Regions from separate parts of the Homo sapiens genome. Here region 1 is linked to region 2. A link is a loop called in an ENCODE intact Hi-C map of the cell type or tissue named here. Cell type or tissue: heart left ventricle. All regions are shown on one strand. Each heading gives the region's core, and the rest is flanking DNA. Links, peaks and the distances in the headings are about the cores only. Region 1 has its middle 240 kb from the start of CRPPA-AS1. Region 2 has its middle 140 kb from the start of CRPPA-AS1.

Evidence for each region. Hi-C counts contacts between places; a loop is a spot of excess contacts. Peaks named below come from ENCODE experiments on the same cell type or tissue, not always from the same donor. Only the 100,000 strongest peaks of a DNase experiment are listed, where the experiment ranks them.
Region 1: it touches region 2 in a loop (2.8-fold over the local background); 3 of 110 quality-filtered maps call a loop at or near these places.

What each region holds. Positions count from the first base shown.
Region 1 is chr7:15,962,189-15,974,600 of GRCh38, forward strand. No RefSeq gene overlaps it. Among named protein-coding and RNA genes, the nearest start is that of CRPPA-AS1, 240 kb to the right of the region's middle. In heart left ventricle, for the core only: no CTCF peak of the experiment used is centred there; no DNase peak of the experiment used is centred there.
Region 2 is chr7:16,060,199-16,072,610 of GRCh38, forward strand. No RefSeq gene overlaps it. Among named protein-coding and RNA genes, the nearest start is that of CRPPA-AS1, 140 kb to the right of the region's middle. RefSeq lists a silencer at 2,226-2,520. In heart left ventricle, for the core only: no CTCF peak of the experiment used is centred there; no DNase peak of the experiment used is centred there; H3K4me3 peaks cover 1,585 bases; H3K27ac peaks cover 3,793 bases.

The sequences.
Region 1 (12,412 bases), core at 2,584-7,583, 100 kb before region 2:
AAGGGCAAAATATTGAGGTTTGCTCAGGTTTATGTGATGGGCACACAGACTGGTTGCTCAGAAAGAATTACAAATGACCAAAAAGCTATGAAAAAATTATTTGATGACTATTAAAGAAATGCAAATTACATCCACAATGACACCTAATTTTAATCTGTTTAATAAAGGTTAAATACAATAATTATTATAATGTATTGCTATAAAAGGGGGGAAATGGGAATTGCCAAAACCATCTAGGAAAGAAATCTGAAACAGTAAAGGAAGAGACATTAAAGCTGACATTCATAATATTTTTGCCCAGAAAACCCAGTTCTAGAAAATGATCTTAAGAAAATAATTATACATGCACAAACCAATATATAAGAACAATCTGGATGTTTTCATAATAAAGTGAAAATAAAGTGAGTTTCATTAAAAAGTGAGAAACATTCCATATGTGTATCAAAACTGAATGGTTTGCATATAAGGTGATTTATCTACTTAAGAAGTTGTTTTAGCCATGAGAAATCATACTAACAATAATTTAAAATTTTGGAAATTTCTATAATAATGTGTAAATTAAATAACTCAATAGAAAATTACATATGTGGTACAATCCCAATATAAACATGTTTGAGCATGGATGCGTGTGTTTTATGTGTATACAATTATACACAAATGTTAAGAAGAAAAGGCTAAAAATTATACAAAAAATTTAACTGTGCTTATTTCTGGGTGATGGAATTAAGAGTGAGATTTCTATTTTTTCTACTCATGTTCTACTAATACGTTTATTCAGAAGTAGTAATCATTCTAAACAGCAAGCTGCAACCCTCTTCAATGGAATTGGAAAGTGACAAATATGAAATGAATGGTTCTCCAAGGCATTTGATTGCTATTAGAATAGGCTTAGTCTTCCTACTGGCAGAAAAAAATCCAAAATAACCAATAAAACTTGTTCACACAACTGTGCTGACAATGATATTAATGCCTAGAACAACACAGCAGTTAACTAAGGGAAAACCATGCTGGGTTTGACTCAATGAGAACCAGAGGAGGGTAAAAGCAAATGGAAAAAGATGAAATTGACAGGAAAAGCAAATGGTAATTTCAAGCTCCCGGCCTGGGTGGGCAGTTTGGGTAGGAAGCTAACCTCTCCAGAGTTTGGGTTCACTGACCACAAGTGAAACAAGGATTTGCAGAGCAGGCCAGATCGAGGTAAATAGCTATAAAAGTGTTCTGCCCTGTAAGTACCACCCTGAAATATAATTAACCACCAGAACAAAAGAAAACAGTGCCCAGGGTTTCTCCATTCAGGAAACAAATCTAAAGAGCAGGAACTGGAGCCATGTGCCAACACTTCCCCAAGATCAGAGGCCAAGAAAATAGCATAATATCTGAAAAATAAATTTGGTTAGATTCTCGCAGAACTTTCTAACTCACCTCTTTGGAACTGTACTGTTTAGTTCTAAGGACCACTTATGAAAGAAGTCTGGGTATTAATTCTATCCTAAAACCATAACAATTATGAAGTTATATTTACATGGTTATATTTACTTTGGTAAATTATATGAGCTATTTCTAACATATTGGAAGAAAGAGCTAATCTACCTGGATTATGAAAATGCTTATTCTACTTTAAAGATAAACACACACACACACACATACTCATATACTTATAAGTATGTATATGTAGATTTAGTAGCTTCAATTCTTTTTTTTCCTGTTAATCCATTTAAGCATTCAACCATTCAACAAATGTTCTGTAAATACAGGACATTTACTATGCCCTAGGCATTAAGAAGTATATAAAGTTATACAAGTCACATGCATACTTCTTTAAATCTAGTGGGAGGGAATAAAATATTAATATATAAATATAAAAAAAGGCTCTTACTTGCAAGAATAGGCTAGGCTACACTATAGTAAATAACAAAAACAACCTGATACATCAGTGGCTTCCCATAATAAAGGTTTATTTATCATTCACCAAAGTCTTAAGGAGGTAAATTGGTTCTCCAGAATGATGTTGCATCACATCATGACCCAAGACCACAGGATGCTTCTAAAACATGGCTTCCAAAGTTGCTGTCAAAGGAGAAAAGAGATGGAAGAGGCACATTGGCTCTTAAATATCTCAGAGCAAAAATGACCTGTCATTTCATTTACTATTTGTCAGAATTCAGTAATACCGGCCTTTAGTTGGTTACTCTGTGAAGCAGACTCAGCCAACGATTTACATCCAAGTGGTTTATTTCACAAGTAATACTGGGAGAAATCAATAGTGAATGAGAAACACAAGATATGAAACCTAAGCAAGGAGGCAATTTCAGTCATTATCTATGGATATGCCACTGGATGTGGTGAAATGAACACACAGATATAAAACTCAGGCATTTCCACATCTTAAAGATGAGGCAGCATCAGCACCTGGAGGAAACATCTAAAGGTGAAGGTTCCAACCATTAGCAGCAATCTGGCACACAGACTGGTTACAGGGAGATCTGAGGGACTGGGCAGGGCAACAATAGTGTCTGCTCCAAATTGTAACAAAATTCAAGGAAGCTAAAAAGAAAGAATTGTCCTCATGAAGAGTAAATTTTGTAGTAAACATGTGGTGTTGAGTCTGCCATGTACGAGGCTATGTGATGTAAGCAGAGAACACTGCAATAGCTTAGTTATAAGACTGAAGGTTGACAGTTAGCTCCGTTCATCTTTCTAGTGATTGCAAAAATGAACAGAACAATGAACAATATCAATATTGATATAAATTCTTTATTGATCAAAGGATGAGTGTGTGTTTTATATATCAGATAAGTATTATACTATTATGTCTAATAAAAGAATATGGACTAAAATGCAGATTTCAACAGTAGTTTCAAAAAGCATAGGAAATCAACTTAAAGAAGGCTAATTATTTTCTTCTTTTAGTAGAAAAGGCTTTTGATGTATTAGCCTTAGAGAAAAATGTTGACCACTGATTTAAAATTATACATTTATTAATGTAAATGAAGGAAGTTGCTCAGCACAATGCCTGCACAAAACAAGTTCTTGATAGATATTTATTTTGACATTTATATTACCTAAAACCAAAATAAGAAAGTGATTCCTTAGCAAGCACAAAATAATTTTCATGTATGACAATGTTAAGCTCTTAAGAATTTCTTTTTTTATAATAACAAAATTTGTTTTAAAAGAACCTTAAGACATAAATGATCCAGTTGTGATTCAGACATGTAAGAGAAACCTAAACTCAGCCTTCAAGCCCAAATCAACCACATTTCTAATTCAAGTGAAGAACACAAAGCATTTTTTAAAATTCAACATCATTACAGACATAGTCTGATCCTTTTCAGAGATTGTTCTACCTATAACTTTGTAGAAATTTCTTAACAGATTTTCTTTCAATCTTGATTGTGTTTTATTCCACGTTTTCCTCTCTTTTTTGTTAATTGGCTCCATTTTCATGTAATTATGCTACTCATATGGTGATTTTCACATTAATGCATACAGAACTACTATGCTATGTGATTATAATAAAGATGGTTCAGGCCCGGCGCGGTGGCTCAAGCCTGTAATCGCAGCACTTTGGGAAGCCGAGGTGGGCGGATCACGAGGTCAGGAGATGGAGACCATTCTGGCTAACACGGTGAAACTCCGTCTCCACTAAAAATACAAAAAATTAGCTGGGAGTGGTGGCGGGCACCTGTAGTCCCAGCTACTCGGGAGGCTGAGGCAGGAGAATGGTGTGAACCCAGGAGGCGGAGCTTGCAGTGAGCCGAGATGGCGCCACTGCACTCCAGTCTGGGCGAAAGAGTGAGACTCATGAAGGAAGGAAGGAAGGAAGGAAGGAAGGAAGGAAGGAAGGAAGGAAGGAAGGAAGGAAGGAGGGAAGGAAGGAGGGAGGGAGGGAGGGAGGGAGGGAGGGAGGGAGGGAGGGAAGGAAGGAAGGAAGGAAGGAAGGAAGGAAGGAAGGAAGGAAGGAAGGTCGGTCGGTCATGGCCCAGTTTTTCCATTGCATTGTCATTAACCAGAAACACAAGAATAGTATCAACCTTAAAATATACCGTACCTGGGTTTAAACAATCATCTCAGTTACAGAATTATCATTATTGAAGGTAAAACCAAAATACTGCACTAATGCTATGCAGCCATAAAAAAAGATGAGTTCCTGTCCTTTGCAGGGACATGGATGAAGCTGGAAACCATCATTCTTAGCAAACTAACACAGGAACAGAAAAGCAAACACTGCAAGTTCTCAGTCATAAGTGGGTGTTGAACAATGAGAACACACGGACGCAGGGAAGGGAACATCACATACCAGGGCCTGTCAGGGGGTAGGGGGTCTAGGGGAGGGATAGCATTAGGAGAAATACCTAATGTGGATGACGGGTTGATGGGTGCAGCAAACCACCATGGCACATGTATACCTATGTAACAAACCTTCAAGTTCTGCACATGTATCCCAGAACTTTATATATATATAAACTTGACTGCCAAAAAAAAAAAAAAACTGAACACGCTGAAAACATTTCATCCATAACACTATGTCCTGAAGGTTGTTCCTCACTGTATCTATTGACTTGACCCATCCAAACAAAGAAAAATTCCCAAAAAGAGCAAGTACTGCTAAAGACAGATAGCAGTACTTCGAAAGTCCTAAAAAAAAAATCCTAAAACATTGTTCTTATGCAATCATTCTTAGAGCAGCAAGAACACAGCTCTCAGTTGGCTTTAGCTGCCAAAATAAAACCCAAAGAGTTGTAAAAATCCCACAAATTTAGTTCAACTGTTTAAAACATATTTTTGAACCCCCTGCTATGTGCTGAGCCCTATTGTCTTCTGTAAGTATAAAAATGTGTAAGACATTTTCTTGCTGATACTGGAATAAACACATTTAATCAAAGCCTGATATCAAGTCTAGATAAATGATGGCTATCTAAAGAATATTCCCAAAGAGATCCATTAGCATTATGATTCGGTCAAAACTGGTGCTTAAATAATAATTAACAATCATTTGTTAAGCTCCCATAGCACTCTAGACTCTGAAATCAACCTAAATATATGAAACTTTCACTCATTCCCATGGTGATTTTGGGAATAATGGCCCTATTGTTTGAAGATCTCTCATCTCTAATTACTTATCTGCAAAAAAAAAAAAAAAACCATGCACATTGAGATGCTTTGTTTCATTACATTTAATAGAAAGTTTACACATGGAGACTGCCCAGTACTTTGTACATATGCTACACTATTTGTCCTTAAGTCTACGGATTTCCTTTACTTGGCATGAATTATAGGAGAAGTGCCTAACACCCAGACTGAGTGAGTTATTCTAGCTTATGGTGGTGTTGGAGAGAAAAGTGCATAAACCAGAGGATGTCATTAGACCAGTGACAATGGAGGAGAAAATATCCAGTGCTGACAGCCCTGCTCACTTGCAAGCTGATGGGTGTCAACGTGCAGAGCAGTACAGACAGAATGGCTTAGGAAGGGGTTTGCCGCATCTGGCAAGAAAGGAAGTGTAACAACAAAAAGAGAACAAAATATTGTATGTCTGTGTTTGCTCCACCTAGGAAAAGCAGACACAATGAATCTACAGTATATATAGAGAAGGAACTAACCACATGTATTAATACCGTCTTTGTGCCTCAGCTGTAAAACAGATTCTGGGCTTGTAGTTAAAGTGGCTGCACAGATGGGGCCTTTTCCCCTTTCTTTGCAATATTCTATATTCTAATTATGATTTGCACTGCTTCTGGCATGAAAGCAAGGCCACTGATGTGGCCCCAAGAGTAGGCATGATAAAAAGCCAGGCCCATGAACTCATGCGGCCGCTCTTTTCCACTTCCCTTCTCCTCCTTCTGCTAATTCACTATGAAAATTTTCTTTTTTTGGACAGCTTTTGGAATTCTTCAGTCTGTCTCTGGTTCCTTTTCACTCCCTGAAAGAAAGAAGATTCAACCTTCTAAAGGAACTCAAGACTTACTGGCAGGAGAGGGAGCATAGACTGATTAATAATGTGGTACAAAACTCTGCAAGTATATAAAGTGCTAATAGCCGATTATAGTAAAATAACTTTTAAGGACTAACTAAATTATCTTGGAGTCTACATAAAATCCAAGCGCAAAATCTGTATCATAGGGCACAAATCTCCCACCTCATATGGTACTTCATTTTGGCTCTAAATGTGAAGTTAGTTAATTGTAATACTTAAAGGAATAACACCAACAAGTTAATGAAAATCTCTATATACGATGTTCCAAGTCATCTTATTTTATTTCTGTTATTGCCAGAAGAGCCTTACAAATCTTCTGTCCTGTAAAATTGATGTTTAATGAACTTCACCTTAATAGTCTGTCAAACTCTTATGAAGAACAAATGTTCTTCATAATTTATCATGTAAGCTATATAGCTGTAAATATAGGAAAGAATCTTACATAATTTGTACATATGTTTTAGCTCTTTAATATACTAACACAATTACCAGGTACACCCTTCTATTTCAGTGTCATCTTTTTAAACACTCAAAGAGAATTTTTCTTCTTTTTTGTCTGTTGCAGTCATTTTTCCCCCAGAATCTCAATACTGGCTTTTGCCATTAGGTAATCAGAAGCATTGCTATACTTACTCATCAATTCATTCAGTTATCCATTCAGCAAATATTTACTGAATGCCAACTATGTTCCAGGAATTATTCTAGGAAGTACAGTAGTTCATAAAACAGAATGGAGCAAAAATTCTACCCAATAGAGGTAGATAATAGGTAAAATAAACAAGTAAAGTGTATAATAAGCTAGATATATGAATAGATGTCATGGAAAAAAATTAAGAAATGAATATATAAACAAACAGAATGGAATATCAAATATTGTGACCAAGAAATGTTTCACAGAGAAGGATAGTTAAATGCATCTATAAAGAAAGACAGAAATACAGTTAGATGGACTTGTGATAGAGAATTGTTCTGTAAAGGAAACAAGTACAACAGTTTTGAAGATAGATTATGAGTGAAGCATGCGAGGAAGAGCAAGGTGGTGAATGTGGCCGAAATAGATTAACAAGTAGATGATGATCACAGAGCCCTGAACAGACCATATTATGTAGAACACTGTAAACTCATTCCTACTCTGTTTAAGATGAGAAGACATTGGAGAGTTTGTGTAAAAGAGTGACATGTATGAATTTATGCTTTATAAATCTCTTATATCGATGATAAACTGTTGGGATAACAAAGGCAGAAACAAGGATACGAGTTAGGAGGTTATTGCAATTCCTTAGACCAAAATTGATAATGATCTGGAATGAACTAAGAGCCATGAAGAGAGTACAGACTGGTTGGATTATAGATGTATTTTAAAGGTACAGTGAGCAGCACTTGGTGACAGACTGGATACAGGTTATGAAAGAAGGAGAAAGGTCACATATGAATCCCAGGATTTAGGTCTGAGAAAATGAAAATGTGGAGTTGCCATTTATGGAAATGGGGAAGACTCATTGAGAAGCAGGTTTGAAGAGAAAGATGGAGTGTAACTTTGGACTTGCTAAATTGCAGATGCTTATTGAATATCTAAGAAAAGAGAGCTGAAGTTGAGAAGAGAGGCATAAGCCATTTAAAAATCAAATGATTTTTAAAATTATGAAAAAGATGAGGTTGTCAAAATAGTGAGTATAGGGAGAAAAGAGCAGAGTCTAAGGACTGAGCCTTGTGGTACTTTGACAATTTGTGTTCTGAGAGATTAAGAGAAATCCTCAAAGGAGACCAAGAAGGAGCAGCCAGTGAAATAGAAAAAAATTGGAGAGTGTAGTATCCTGGAAGCCACATAAGGCAACTTCTAGAGAGGAGGGAGTGATCAACTGTATCAAAATCTGGTAAAAGTTTAAGTAAGATGGTGAAAAAATAAGAACCTACCATTGGATTTAGTGATATGGAGGCTGCTGGTACTTTTGGTAAGAAAATTATATTAGAGTAGTGAGTTCAAAAGCTTATTTGGAGAAGGTTTAAAAAAGAAGGTAGGAGTAGAATTGGGGATGAATTTAGACAATATTTTGAAAGGTTTTTCTGTAAAAGGAAATGAGGAAAATCAATGGTAGCTGAGTGGGAGGATGGAAGCAATAATATCCTCTTTTCAGACGGGAGGAATAAGAGCATGTTTATAGGTTGACATAAACAATTCAGTAGAAAGTAGGTGGAAATGATACAGGAAGGAGAAGAATGTCTTGAAGTAGGAGAGAAAGCAAGCAGTCTCCTGCCACATGGAGAGATTGTCATTGGATAGGAACACCCTTAAGTCATCCACTGTCCAAGAAACACATGCAAGTATGTGGTTTGTTATGATGGCAGGAGCTTGTGGAAACTCTCTTTTGAGTGTTTCTATTTTCTCTGGAAGCAAGGTCATCAGCTAGGAGTTAGGGTTTAGGAGAAAGTATTAGAAGTTAGAAGAGAGAATAAAAAGTATGAAATATTTTTCAGGGGGAGTGGGAGAATGAATGATGTGAAGAAATAAGATTGTCAGGTGGCATTAAGGACCCACTTGAAATTAGAGGTCATAAAGTTGAAAGAAGACAATCATTATGGTTGTGTTTTTCTACAGCCATGTCTACCAGTACAAAAGCAGATGTGGAGTAGGTAGAGAGATGGATTTCATCACAGGTTAGCCAGGGATGAAAATGTCAAGACAGATACAAGACAATAAGGAGAGAAGATTATTATAATGATAGAACATGGAATGTAAGGTGAGTAAATAAGAGGACCAAAAGTTACAGTAATGGACAAGGAAAAAGTGGTATGAGCAATTGATTTCAGCCCCAGTGGGATACAGTGGGAGTGAACTGGAAAGACAAGTGGTGGTCATAGAGAGAAATGCCTGAAATCGACATCTTTAAAGAAGTTAACAATCATTGGTAAAAACAAGAAACTATACTGTGCAGCCATAGTACGAATTGTCTTATGTAGATGGAAGGTGATAATTTAAGAGAAGAGGATGTCAAAGAACTGAGAAACTGATTGAAAATAGGTTTTGAAATCACAAAGAATTAAATCAGGAATAGTTTGGAGAAGAGCAACTTTCACCTAAAAACTAAACTCCTGAAGGAAAAAGAGAGAGTGACCTGGAGGCCAGTAAATGAGCGAAAAAAGGAAGGAAGGGTAATGTATAGTCTCCCAGCATGAGCTTTAAAGCTGCAAATATGTACAAGTGAAAGAGAACAGATTACCTAGAAGTGTCAATGAGCAACAAGTGCATCTGCTTCATCACCAGGCCGAGTATTTAAAAATACTTTTAAAAAGCATTTTCATTTTTATAGTTTAAAGTTCTCGTACGAGGCCTGCCATATAATTTAACCTAATTTTTCAGACAATTAAATTATATGATTAGTATTATTGACATCCTCTATTATATAGCTAAAAAACTGCCCATAGTCATGCACATAAAGTTTACATTATTCCAGATGAATTAATCAAATGTCAATGGACAGAAAACAAACTCACTTAAATATTCTTTTGGTTTTTAAGTTGGAACTCTCAAACAATAATAAAGATAAATCCTCCTGGGACCAGGCACGATGGCTGACGCCTGTAATCCCAGCACTTTGGGAGGCCGAGGCGGGCAGATCACAAGGTCAGGAGACCAAGACCATCTTGGCTACATGGTGAAACCCCGTCTCTACTAAAAATACAAAAAAATTAGCCAGCTGTGGTGGTGCACACCTGTAGTCCCAGCTACTCGGGAGGCTGAGGCAGGAGAATTGCTTGAACCCGGGAGGCAGAGGTTGCAGTGAGCTGAGATCACGCCACTGCACTCCAGCCTGGGCAAAAGAGCGAGACTCCGTCTCAAAAAAAAAAAAAAAAAAAAGATAAATCCTCTTTTACGTGTTGCTTTGAAGCCTGGGAGTCGAGTGTGGCACCAGTGGGAGATTACTGTTGGCACAATTACAGACAAGCCAGCCTGCCATGTGGCACTAAACGCCTGTGCTGCAGCCATGATCTCAATCTTCCAGGCACTCTACCCAAGATTATCTAGAAATTTGGTGTTAGTCTACCATATTAATAAGAAATATTACATTTGTTTCTTTCCTGTAAGGTGTGTGGTATATAGTTAATTGTACGAACAGGGCCAGAGAAAAAGTCAAGTGCTTAATTATAAAAGATGAAAGACCCAATTCAAAACTGCTTTTTGAGGCTGAATATTTTGTCATCTTTTATTTTTTCATTTATTCCCTCAAAGAACATGTTTTGAGTGCCTCACATAGGCAAGGCACTTTGCTGGCCAGTAGAGTAGCAAATGGAAACTTAGCTTGTGACAGTTTACAATCTTCTTGCTCTTATGAAGAATAAGATTTATTCACCACCAAAAAAGGCACATAAATATAGGGGGGTGAGAATAATTTTCATTTGAATATGTTCTCCTATGTATTTCCTGAAAACTCTTGAGAAAATTGAATATATGTAGGAGGTCTTACAACACTTGAAATGAAGAATCAAATAAACTCAGAGAAAATCAGCTTCTAGGTAAATCTCCTGTGATTTTGAAAGTCAGAAATAAATGTTTGTGTCACCCCTGACATGGGGACTAGGTGATTAAAATCAACTCATATATCTTTTTTAAAAAGAAAAAGTATGAATACTAAGAACACAGATAAGATTAAATAAAAACAAGAGAGACCTGAGGGTTTAAAAAAATGCATTTGGCCATGATTCCTCTTAGGAGCAGCTAAGACAAAATGAGTAGTGTTGCAGAAAGAAATGAAAATCCCCAAGGCAACCCAGCAAAGGAAGAAGAGGTTCTCTTAAAGTATAAATGGGTCTTTGTTGAATTTTAACAAGCCATCAATGCACAGATTCCTGGAGATGTCTGAAGTTCTTCATTTAATGTGAAAATACTTTACACTTTTCCTTAAACAACAACAAAAAAAATTCACCCCACTGGCAAGGAGCCAAAGCTTGCACATTTTTTGAGTCACCACAGGAAAAGAGAAAGATGAGAGAGGCCAAGCACTTCCACATTCACACTGGAGGAAGAATGTGCCCCACTTCCCCGAGTTCTAATCAGTGGCAGTTCTGGATCCTGATTAATGAGCCCTTCCGCGCTCTTGGCCTTTCTACCCCCAACTACTGCTCTATAGTTTCAATTTTCACTCCAAATCTGGAAATGCCTCCTCAGCGAAGAAAGCGCTGAGATGATGTGGAGGGAATAAATGGGAAACGCAGATATTAGTGCTACCTGGCCAGCAGGAAATTTGAACTGTATCAACTGAGATGGCCCAAAGAGCTGTTGAAATGTAAGATGAAGTTCAGAATGGGACTACTATGTCAAGAATATGAATTTGAATTTCTTTTTGGAGGAGAGAGAAGGGAGTCAAAGTTTGAATTAAACGTTTATGAGTCAATGGGACACACCATCACTTTTTTTGTTGTGTCCTGCTCTGGACTGAGACTTCTCTGAGTCAGCTGCAGGGAGGCTTTTTAGTATTTACCCTTCTGAAAAGGACTTTCTGCACCATTTGGGTGGCTGAGCTGGACTAGCTTATCAATGGGCTATGATTTATTTAAATATGTAAATATGATATTGACAGACATATGTAATAATCATAAAACACCTATTTTGCATATGGTTTACTGGGCACTGTTTGGGTTTTATAAATACTAACTCATTTAACCTCAACAGCATGGCTATATGGCCTGAAAACTGAACACAGGAAATGCATGTAACTAATCCGTGGTCCCACAGCTAGGAAATGGTAGTCCTGGGATTTGATGATGGTTCCAGAGCTGGTGTTCACAAGTAATAAACCATGATGGTTCCAGAGCTGGTGTTCACAAGTAATAAACCATCTGCTTCACTTTTCCAATAAAATCTCTGATATGAACGCTAGTGATAATTTTCAAAACTGTGTACATACACAAGAGGAACTAACACTTCAGTAAAGTAGAAAAGGAAGCAGTATTTAAGAAGGTAACACAGAACAGTGCTTAAGAATTGAAACTGAATTTGAATTCTGTCTTCTGCCTGTTTCCAAGCAGACTTGAACAAGAAGGAACCTCCTTAAGACTCAGTTTTCCTATCTGTAGTATGGGAGCAATAAGAAGATTACTGTAAAGTTAAATGAGATGATACATATTAGATAACATACAACTAATGTAATAACATTATAGTAAATTTTAGCAATTACTTTAATGTCTTTTATATACACTGCCCCCAAGCAACCTATTAGTGAACTCACCCCAATAAAATCTAAATTTTCCACTTATTTTACTCTCAAAATATACCTTAAAAGATTGTTTTCTGTAGACTGCCAAGAATTTGAGAATGGCAGGGATGTTCTTGGTTTTAAGGGATATGAAAATTATTTTTAGTACATCCAAATTTTTGACAACAATCTGATGATATGAATGAAGCAAATAGTTAAATTAAGAAGACAGTGAGAAGTGGCT
Region 2 (12,412 bases), core at 4,300-9,299:
TGCAACCTCTGCCTCCCAGGTTCAAGTGATTCTCTTGCCTCAGCCTCCCAAGTAGCTGGGATTACAGGCATGCACCACCATGCCTGGCTAATTTTTTGTATTTAGTAGAGACGAGGTTTCACCATGTTGGTCAGGCTGGTCGCGAACTCCTGACCTCAGGTGATCCACCCACCTCGGCCTCCCAAAGTGCTGGGATTACAGTTGTAAGCCACTGCGTCTGGCCTTCTTGCCAGAGTTAATTCATTCTTTCTTCTTTCTTTTCAAGAGATTACTCCCCAGCACATTGCAACCCAGGAACACAGAAACCCCAAATCACATCTTCCTAAAATTATCCCATGTTGGTGGATAAGTGTTCAGTGTGATGGAGAATTGCATGAAAGGGATAATTAATGTCCCACTGTTGATTTTCCTATATCTTGTTTGCTGACTCACCATGTATTCCTATGTCCTGTCCTACTTATTCTCTGCAGTCTTACTTCATCAGAACTGAATGAATCTTGTGTTTATGTCATTTACAAAGCTATGCAAAGAGAGATGAGGAAATAATTTCTCAGGCTAGGCTCCCCAAAAAGAAAGGATTAGTAAGGAATCACTGCCAATCTTATGATAAAATCTGTTTATAGGTTTGGAGTGCTTAATATACTGTTAAACATTAGCACAATATAATCACTGTAATGATCAAATAACTACAAACACACCAATATGTTCTCTAACCTGACAGTTGCTGACTTAGGGCGGTGACTTGAGAATCACCTTTCAGCTCACTGGGTTTGCTGAATGCTCCATTCTCATGCAAAAAGCAGATTTTCCAAAGTTTAGCTAAACCTAAATTATGAATGGTATCCCTTTGCATTCAGTGACAAAAATTGTGTTATTGAAGAAGTATTTGCTCTAAATCTCTCTGGTATTTTGAAGCACCTACATGTACGAAGGGGAGAGGTGTGTCTGCACATGTGTGTATGTGATGCGTACTTATGCTGGCCAGCATAGTACTGTGGTGTACGTATGCTGGCCGGCATAGTACATATGGTGTGCTGTTCCTCCAACACACCACGTGTCCCCTGGGCTCAGGTCTCTTTTGTTTACTTTTTCTCTGCCTGCAATACTCCCCTGAAGGTGACTATATGGTTTGTTCCTTTCACAACTTTATGCATTGCTCAACTGTCAACTTCTTAGTGAGGTGTCACTGGACCACCAAATTTTAAATTACAACCCCACCATCCCAGGACTCCATACCCTTCTCTGTTTCATTTTTTTCCCATAGCACTTAATGCCTTCTACTGTATGACTTATTTTTTATTTTATATATTTATATTAAATATAACATTTTGTTCTGTTCTCTAACACCAATACACCTGGTACATCTAGATGCGTGTGAAAACATTTTTTGAATGAATGAATACACTTGAGGATGATGCAAATGATGTCAGCTGTCTATCTAGGTATGGCTATTAATGTGTCATCTTTCCACTAAAAACATGCATTTTCTTTTACATTTTATGTTTTTTCTAATACCCAAATGCTGTGGGTTCTTTCCCCCTCAAGACACTCTTCTGCTTCCTCCATTTCCAACTGCTAACATCTCACTGGCTATCTAGTCTGTCCTCAACCAGTGTTTGACATTTCCTGGTTTACTGAGAACTACCTCAACAAAGAGGGGTTTTCCAAGACAAAAAAAAAAAAAAAAAAAAAAATCCCATAGAGAAAAAAGAATTGGCCCCACTACAAGGGTGAAGAGAACTTGCTGCAAGAGGTCACATAAGCAAATTGAAAGATACCAGAGATATAGGTTACATCTACTCAGAAGGAGAAAGAAAATGGACTGCCCACGGGATCCCCTGGTCCCCTTCCTCAAATGAGATGTCTCTGGCATAGGTTCCATCTACTCCCGTTCAAAGGCAATAATTCACTAGTGGAGCCATTTGGACACATGGCTACTTTACAATCACTTGAGAAGTTCTCTAGCAAATGAGTCCCGTGAAGATGTCTACAGTGTAGGTATGATTTCAGAAGATGGATCTGCCTGAATGATTTCTTGTCTGGACTTGGCCAGGACTCTCTTCCTAGTCTAATTTTTTCAGACTAGATTTTTATGAGTATCAAATAATAAGAGCATTTTAGATGTCTCTAGTAGCTGAGATCAAGTCTTAGACAAAAGACCTCTAAGACTGAAATATAAATAGAGAAGAGTTCAGGATGACATCATGCTGTATGCACACCAGAAGTGACCACAAATAACCTACAATAACCTTTAAAATTAGTTTTTTCCTGACTTCATAAAACAATATTTTATTTGGCAGGCATCTATTGGCAAGCTTTTTCAAAAGCTCTATTTGTTTTCTGTATCCAGGAAGACACAACCACTGTTTTCACATAGGTTTCCTCCTATGCTGTGGTTTTGCCATTTTCTGCTTCTTTATGAGTGGCTGCTGCAGAATATTTTTCTTTGGGACGTTTATTAAGAGCAATAAGGATATGAATGAAAAACCATCCTCGTAACAATACAGGGTAGGTTTCTCCTTCCATATGTAATGTTGACCAAATCCAAAGTCAGAAGTGAAATATATCAACAGTGATATCATTGCTTTATTCTAAAGCAATTCTATAATACTATACAGCTGGATAAAAATATTCTATAATACATGAAAATAAATCAACCCATGTACCCTTTGATGCATTAATTAAATCCAAGGTTAGAAAGAAAATGTGACATTGTAACATACCTTTAGATAAAGGTATAAAATCATGCAAGCCAAATTGAGGTGTAACAGAGAGCAGGAAAACATAACTTCAAAGTTCTCTCATAGGTTAGCCAATTGTTCTATCTTTTAAAACATACTCCCATTATAAAGTAAAAGTGATACATTTTTTTCTAAATGTGTTAACATATTCTAAAATTTTTTCTGAATCTAATTTCATATCAAAATCTTCTTCCACTATTTCCTAGAAGACAAAGTTGAGTATGTGCAAAATCTTTGAAAGTATAATAAAAACACTTTCCAAATAAACAGCACTTCTAGAATAAGTCACTATATTACATTTTCTTCTATTTCATGTTAATATTGTACTCTCACAGAGGCAAAAAGAGGAAGGTTCCAATAATTAACCTTGTGCTGTTGACCTAACCAAAATTAACTGGCTCTGCAACAATTTAGTTGTCCATATAAAAACAGGAAGAGAGATTTCCCCAAGTAACCCTTATTCACCATGAGAAAAACAGCTGGTGCTCTCTCCTTCCATGTAAGCCTGTGGGGCACGGATGAAAGGATGTATATTTCTGATATCCTCTCTTGTAAATGGGTGGTTTTTTCAGTGGAAGTGTGCCAACACTCAGTTCCTGAGAGGCAGGGGCCCAAGAAAATCTGGTCAAAATATTTAGAATTATTTCGATACAAGATGAAGTCTGTGAAAATGAACAAACTTTCCTTACCAGCGTTACATGAGTAATCACTGCAAAATAATAATGGAAATGTATACCTTTTCCGCCCAAGAAAGGCAGGAAAGATTAATAAAAAGCACTGCCCTTCCAACAACAAAAATCAAAGTTTTAGTACCAGACTTTTTTGTGTCCCTGTTTTCCAGTAGTTCTGCTACATTTCCCACAGTACACTGCTGGGATTTTTTATTTTTTATTTTCGCTACGCATGCTCACACATCTGTTGCACATGTGTGATCAACCGACTAGATTTTCAAGTTAAATGGACAGAGTGGGCAGAGTATTCCTTTGAGAGTTAGGCTCTGCCTCTGGTGGATTGCCGCCAAATGCAATGGTGTAATAAAGAAAAGAAATCTGCTCATTTGAATTGCATTGAAATGAACTGTGTCGTCTCCTAAAATACCATATGGTAATGATCCCTGGAGGTATGGTGCATAACACCTAGGTCTGGCAGACACCATTGGAAGGCTGTAAACGTCCCTGTGTAGTCAGGCTGTGAAAGGCAAGATAGTTGACAAGAAGCATGCAGGGTGAAACAAGAATCCTATCTGACGTCCCTCAATCAACTCGAAATGAAAGAAAATAGACTGAACAAAGAAATCCTAGCAAGTCACCTTGGACAAATCCTTCTTTTCCCATTAAACAGCATTCTTGAATCTCACTTCCAGTAAAGTGAAACCTTATGGAAAGAAAGCTGTTTCACCTGAGCAGTAGCCAGAGTTTCTTTGCAGCAAATTATCTCAATAAGACTCAAGTGTACGTCTGTAAGGCAAAATGCAGTCTTCATAATCAAACCTCCACCAGAGCTGAGCGCAGATGGACCAAGTAACCGGAGACGCCAAGAGTCATGCCTCTGCTTCGGCTAGCACTCTCGGTGAACCTGATCTTCCCACAGGTAGTAGTAGCTAGTGACCTGCACGTCATTCTGTGAAGTTTCTCAAGGGAGACGCACCACACATCCATACAGCATACTACACACACACACATATACAGTTTTTTAGTGAGGAGAAATAATTCAGGTGACATTGGAGAACTGGCAGTGAGATATTTGAAATGTCTCTATGCCAGACAAGAGAAAAGGATAAGTACAGCTATAGAAGCTTACAGCATGGGCTTTACAACAAAACCCCATTAACCATCAGTAGTTACAAAATTTTAATTTATGTCAATGGTAAAATTTTGATCTTTTATCTTCCTTGAAAAGGAATAAATTTCCCACTAAGTCTAAAATCAAGATATGTTGTATAGAAATAACATGGGAAAATACCTCAAGAGGTTATCCTTGCTTGTATTTTTTCATTTCTAATAATTTGATCATAATGGTGTATGTTAACGAGGTGCAAGAATTCCTTAAACTCTGGCTTCTTCTCATCCTTCACTTTTCTTTCTCTAGAAGTGCAGACAACTAAAGAAAATTCTATCCATATACCTAAATATCAATTTGAAATTTATATGATTGTGGTTCTTAAGTTTCCTGAAAATTAGCTTCATTTTTTATGTCAAACGTGACTTTGCATTTTGATTTCTATAATTCCTTTGTGACAATTTGGAGGAAACTTGGTTATCATTACTTATAAAAACAAAGATACTGTGTAATAAAATAGCAGTTAGTATACATTGGTAGTTTCATCTTGTATCAGTTAATAGCAACTCATTTAATCTTAACCATAACCAAAAAAGATAGGTGTTATTACCCTGGTATTTTACAGATGAAGAAACTGAGATTTATCAGGATTTTGTAATTTGTTCAAGGTCAAAAGTAAGCAATATACCGGAGATGCAACCCCACCTTGCTTTTCCAGAGCCAGCATTCTGAAATGTCTATTATACCATCATGATAAAAGGTTTTTGGTTTGGTTTGGTTCTTGACATTCAGACTCTAGAATTGTCATTTTAAACATGTCTTCTTTCTATTTTAAGACCATCAAAAGGGAAAATTCTATCTACCTCGACAATTTCATAGCACTTTTAAAAACCATTATGTAACTATTTTTCCTTTCTTCAGATCTGAAGATTTCCCATGACTAAAACATTAATCCATTGTCTCTGATTTCTGCCACTAATAATATTATCTAAAAAGCTTAACTTTTTCTTCAACCTTTTTTCCTCCCACAGGAAAAAAAGTTTTAAAATCTCACCACGGAAGTCATTTTGCCCCTGCATTCTAAACTGATGAACTTTGCCAAAAGTAGAGATCTATGGGTAAATAATATGTAAGTAAATAGGTGAAAAATGTATTCTGAATGAAGTAAATGTTTTCAATCAGAGTCTTCATATCTGTAAGGTCTCTTTCTTTCTTTTTATGAGTCATTTTTAGTTGAGGACTTCTGAATATTAAGATCACAAAAATGACTCTTGGAAATTATGTAGTAGGCAGCTGACATTTCCAGGGATATTCATATTTCAGAATAATTCTTATAATATCAACACAGATGTTTCTTTTTTTCATTAACTGTAATATCTTCAAATTTGGTGATACTAAAACACCAAATAAATCTCAGCCACTCTTTGTTGATAAAGAGAACATTAGATTCTGAAGCCATGCTCAAATTCATGTATTACAACACTGCTTATTATTTCAACAGAGGAGCTCTGGGTGCAAAACATGTGGGAAGAATATTTATCTTCTTACAGATCAGAAAGCTGATGTATAGGGATTAAAGTATATTTATGAAGTCAATAAAATATTAACAGAACTGTGATGAGCCAAATCTGCATTCCATAAAAGGTCTAAAATTAATCTGAGTTTCCAAATGACACATAACTAGTATTTGAAAACATCTTATAAAATTAATGTATTCCTGTATCTATGCTGTTCACTTCAGCTCTAATTTGGACTGTCAACATTTTATCACATTCACAGGAAATTCCTAGGAGTTTGTCAATCGATCTCAGAGCAGAAAGTCTGAAGCAGTCACATACATACACATATGCCTTTTTTAAATTTAAAGAATGTGTATCTCTAAAATGCACAATATCATCTGTGCTAGGTCAACCTAACAGTACTGAGTTTGCTTTTCGATGAGGAAAAAAAAAACTGCAGAAATGCAAATTCTCACTCTTCTCAGCTTGGCACTCACAGCTATTTTCTGGCTATTTTAAGGATGCTACTAATTGACCTGGATGGAAAATATGAGTGTAGCTGTCTCTTTTTTTCTAATTATTCAGAATCTTAATGATTCCAATAGAGGCTTGATTTGTTCTTTTGCGCATCCAAATGAACAATTCCTATATTGTGCTGAATTTTAGTAAAATCGTTAGATGCGTTTTAGGGAAAGTGAGTAGCCATCTCTGTCCATTCGCATCTCCAACATTTTAGGAAATAAGCTTCTCATCAGAGATGGTCTGATAATATTCTTAAAAATTCTTTTCAGATTTGAATTACAGTTAAGACACTAACATATGTAGCATGTCTCTCTCTATGTGTGGGTGAGAGAGAGTGAGCAAATAAGCCAAAAATAAGGATTTTGCAGACAAGCCTCAGATGAATGCCTCAGAGATTTTTAGTCCAACTGCATTCTCTCCGGTTAGCATACAATGTACCCTGTGTGAAAACACTCACAAGTAAACAGGAATTTGAGCTCAGCAACACCCCTGCTTACTTTCTCTTCCTCTCCCCTCCCCTCCCCTCCACATGTCTTTTTACTTCCTAATCTGCCAAATCAAATGCTAAATCAGGAGCAATACCCTACAATTAGCTTTTTCAATTAAAATGTAGAGTTCAAAGTTGACTCCAGAGTGAGTAATTGCTTTTGAAAACCACAACCAGCAGGCAGCTGCCAGATTATTACAACAGTTTATTTAACCTCAAAACATCTGATCAATTTTATTATCTGGGCAGAAGGCAGATATCCTGGAGAGTAGGATTTAAAATATACTATACATCCTAGTTGTCTGAGGGAAAATTAAAATTCTTCAACACCATAAGTATCCTTTTGCCATCACCTTGCTGAGAAAACAAACTCAAACCACAGTTTCTTCATTCGAAAGTCAACAGAAAGGAAGAACATCGTGACATTCAGCTGGGGTGGGAGGGTGGGGAAGGGGCCAGGAACAGACAATTTACAAAATTACAAGGTTTAAAAACATTCAAACATCCGGCTCATGATGTTTGGGGTTTTTATTCATCCAGAAAGGAGAAGCAGAGAGGGGTGCCAACCTCACCAAAACAAAGAGTATCACGTTTCGAGAATCCTGATTTGGCTGCCTTCACACTGGTGCCCTTATTATTCCAAAATCCACTCTATGGCTCCAGTAACGCCGTGGATTGAAACCGTGGTAATATATAAATAGACTGGAGGGCTCTCAGAGCTCCTCCCTCCACAGAGTGGCACCTCGAGGAATTTCTACCAACTCCTTTTTTCTGACCCTATTACCCACAGCCTAACAGCCTTTCCTGCAGATCCTTGGATTTAATTCCACAATGTCTCTGCAAGTCCATTAGAGCCTAAGACATTAAGCAGGTGGTATTATTTCAGCCCCTCCCCAATCTTCTTCAGAGGCGATATTGGGTAAGAACATAGACATTAGCAATCTGTCTGAATTTTGATCCCAGTTCAACTGTTTACTATTAAATAATAGGATGATCTTCAGCAAATAACTTTTCCATTGCTCATTTTCCTCATTCATAACCCCATACCTTTGTTGTGAAGACTCAACAATTATGTTTAAAGTGCTTACAACTGTGACAGATACATAATAAGTGCTACGTAAGTTTTAGCTGTTGGTTTTTATCACTCACTCAGGATGCAGGCTTTAGTTCCCCCTGGCTCTAAGCCTTGCCTGTTGGACAGTTTTACCCAGTCTCAGGTCCAGCTCCTAGCCATTGGAACATCTCTTCATATAGTCTGGATGAAGGTTCAGAGAGCTAGCTACCTGGGCTATCCTTGTGCCTTTACTTTGAGGTCACGTTGTAAGAAAGCTGTAATACAGTCATGTACCTCTCATATTTCCAGAAGTGTAACCACCTTGAACAATGCCCCAGATGGATGCAGAACACAAGTAACTCTCAACTGTAGTTGTCTCCAAAATACACCATCATTCGCTGCCACAAGAGTGTTGCTGGACACTACTTCCCATCTCTGTATTTGAAGAACATTTGCATTGCATCTTTTCTGCCCTAGTCCAACAAACGTCAACTTGACAGAAAAAAAAAAATTCTCATCACAAGACAATTTAGAAAGTGTTCATTGCAAATGAACCATTTATTTCTAGAAAACGACACTTCAATGTCCCCAAAAACACAAGAACACCATCTTTGTGTTTTATTTTTTGTAAAAGATCTTTGACGCCTATTCCCCAATCCCCATTCGCTTTCCCTTCCAGAACCATGCTACTGTATTTGATATCATTGAATTTCTATGAATTCTTATAGAATATGTAGCATTTTGTATTTTAGTGTAAAGTGCACTGATTTATAACCTAATAATCAATGAAGCTTATTGATTCATACAGATTGTTATTCATTGTTACTTTTAAGCTCTCAACAGTGTTCTTATAATATATGCGTGTTATTTTGTCTACATGTCATTTGTTGCTTTTAATTACTCCAGAATACTCCAGAGTATGTGCCTACTGCATTTTTACCTAACCACTCAATGCTTGCCATATACAAAAATATTAACATCCAATAGTTAACCTCATATTCCATCAACCTGATCTAAAGTCACAGTGATTCTGGTTAATTCAGCAAGGGAACTTTTTCCCTCCAATCTTTTATGTAAGAGTTTTCCACCTGAATTATCGAGACAAATAATTCTTTCACTTTCTAGTAAAGATGCACTTAGAGAAATTAGCATTTTTTTGTTTTGAAATCTGATTGTTGGCAACCAACATGTTTTCTTGATAAAAGTAAATATCTTTCAGAGACACTGAACAACATAAAACACAGACATCTTAAAAGCTTTGTGGAGGTAGTCAGGCCATGAATAAAATCTAAATAATAACAAGCCAGCTGTGTTTTCAATATCTGTCAGATTTTATTTATAAAAATGTAGAAAAAGCACAAAATCCAAAGGTGTTTATTCAAGTTTCTACACTGCAGCACTATTTGATATAATGAAATACTGGAAACAATTTTAATATATATTAATAGAAGTCTGGAGTCTGAATAAAAGATAGGATTTTATGCAACCATAAAAATGAAGTACTTCTGTAAGTACTGACACGGAAACATCTTAAAAATACAGTCAAGCCACTGAAGAATATTTTTCATATGACCCAATTTTTATAAAAAAATTAAGGAAATATGCATATATAATAACCTGTTTATATACAGGATTGCATGTGCTAGAAAATATTGGAAGAGATTTCAACCTGCACAGAGAACAGCAAGGTCAAAGGGAAGGAGAAAAAATATTTGTTTACCTTTTAATCGTTATCCTTCAGTACAATTTACATGTTTTTATTTATCTACAACCAATATGTGCTAATTTCATACTGAACTTTTCTAAACATAAGTAAAATAAAATGTGACGGGTAAGCCTGGCTTTTGAGGTAGGTTGGAGGTATGGTTTTACTTACAAAGGGGAGTAACGAAGGAGCCGACCTAGTCCTAAAATCATTCAGGAAAGGAGAGGCAGATGTAAAAAAAGTATGTGAAGAGCAGCCATATCCCAAGTCACTTATTAAACGGCAATGTACAATCAAAATAACTTTGTTGTTTCCCTGTTGACACATCAATTGCAAAGGTGTGTGTGTGTGTCTGTGTGTGTGTGTGTGTGTGTGTGTGTGTGTTATTGCAATGGAAAAGAGAACAAAAATGTTTTCATTTAAATAGAAGAAGCAATATTCAGTAACTGGAGGAGTTAGTGAAAAACTCTTGTGGCCACTGATAATAACAATAGGTAACTAAAAAAAGAAATCAGTTAGAAATGGTTTTCAAACAGCTAAGATCATAAGAAATTAAGTTTTTTCATTAAAAATAAATTTGAAATAACCATACATGTGCTTTTTTCCTTGCTGAAAATTATGTAAATTCAAATTTAAAATGTACTTTAATATATAAGGAGCTAATAGCATCTCGATTTTTCATAAAGACTTTCCTTTCGAACTTTGAAAATGCTGTTTCATTGCTCAATGTTTCAGAATGAATTATAGAAATTATTTTTAGTTTATCTCCAAATGATCAAACACAAAAAGTGCAATCCAAAATCGAACTTGGAGTCTTATGTTAGAATTTGACCGTATTTCAATTTACGGAAACCAGGAAAAACATATAAAATATTTAATGAAAATACAAAAAAAAGTTAAAATACAGGCCATTCATTCTAGGAGAAGTGCTTTTACTCTTGAGAAATACTAACTGTTATTTTTCCTAAGGCAGGTAGCAGATTGTTGCTTTAAACTTGAGAATTAAACATTTGATTTTGCTACTATGTAAACAAAACAGTTGCCCAGTAAAAAAGTTTATCTGGGAACACTGTAACAGAAAATGACAGACTAACAGGTAAATATTTTAATCATATCCATGGCAAATAAAAACAACAACAAACCCCCCATAATTTGATGAAGCGTTCTCCTACTCCAAGATGCTTTACATTGTTAGATGCAAATAATCTATATTTCATTTCGAGACAATGATTTTAAATTCTGAATTTTCACATATAAACATATTAATGTTACATAGTATATACTAATTTTTCCTGTCAGTTTTTCTTTGCTCATCAGAATATTTAATAAAATGTGAATGAGAAAAAGTTAGAATATAAAAGATTCTAGATATTTGCACTCGAATCTTGCTTTCCTGCCAGTTTACCAGAAGCAAGGCAACAAGCAAAAGGAATTTATGATGTTATACTCCCTCTAGTGGGCATTTTTTAAATGGAAAGTTCAGCAACCTCCCTGCAGGCGCCAGTGCATTTTGAGTTTCATGATTCTCACCCTCCTGAATGGGAAGGTTCTTTGCAGGTTACCCTGTGATGGAGAAATTCTAGAGTAAATCAGCTTATGATTTGCCTAAGTGTCGTTCCCTCAGGAAAGCTACCGTTTCTATCTTAATATAAGTATTGTTAGGAAATTACGTCTATAATAAATCCAAATTCCACTCTTTGTACCATGTAATTCTTGGGCCTCATGAAGAAACTGGGAAGAGTATACTCTCTTTCCCATTCTGCCAATCCTCATGGTATATTTTTAAAATATCTCAGAACGAGAGTAGCTACTAAAAATGTGAAAATCAGTAACATTAAGAAGCCATTTTAAAATAGGTTGTTTCAGGCAGGGGTAACAAAATAAGAATGCATTATTAATAATCCATGAAATTAGAAACATCAAATGGTTATATTCTTTGCCATTATATATGCCATTGCCAATCACAACCAAAACTGCGTGTTGAATCCCATAGACACTAGTTTGAGCGTAGAAAATATGCCCCAACAATGTTTAATTCAAATTTTAAAATGTTTTTCTCTTTGTATGAAACTATATAATTAATTTCTATTTCATGGAAGATCTCGAGCAACTTATTATTTTTGCTAGCCCACAGCAGCAGGAGAGCCCTGTGTGAAGCCTAAAAGGCCTCAGAAGACTCACCGCTCAAAGGGTGAAGCAAAAATATGTGTAAAAAACAGCAAGATTTTGTCAGAGTAAAGTGACTCAAGGTATGTCTATCTCACCAGATGGTCGAATTCATCTTCCCAATTTAAAAGGGTTCATACTACCAGGCATAGTGGCTCACACCTGTAATCCTAGCACTTTGGGAGACCAAGGTGGGCGGATCATCTTGAGGCCAGGAGTTCAAGACCAGCCTGGCTAACACAGAGAAACCGCATCTCTACCAAAAATACAAAAATTAGCCAGGTGTGGTGGCACACACTTGTAGCCCCAGCTACTCGGGGGAACTCAGGCATGAGAATTGCTTGAACCCGGGACGCTGAGGTTGCAGTGAGCCCAGATTGCGCCACTGCACTCCAGTCTGCACAACAGAGCAAGACTCTGTCTCAAAAAAATAAAAATAAAAGGGTTCATAACTGGAGG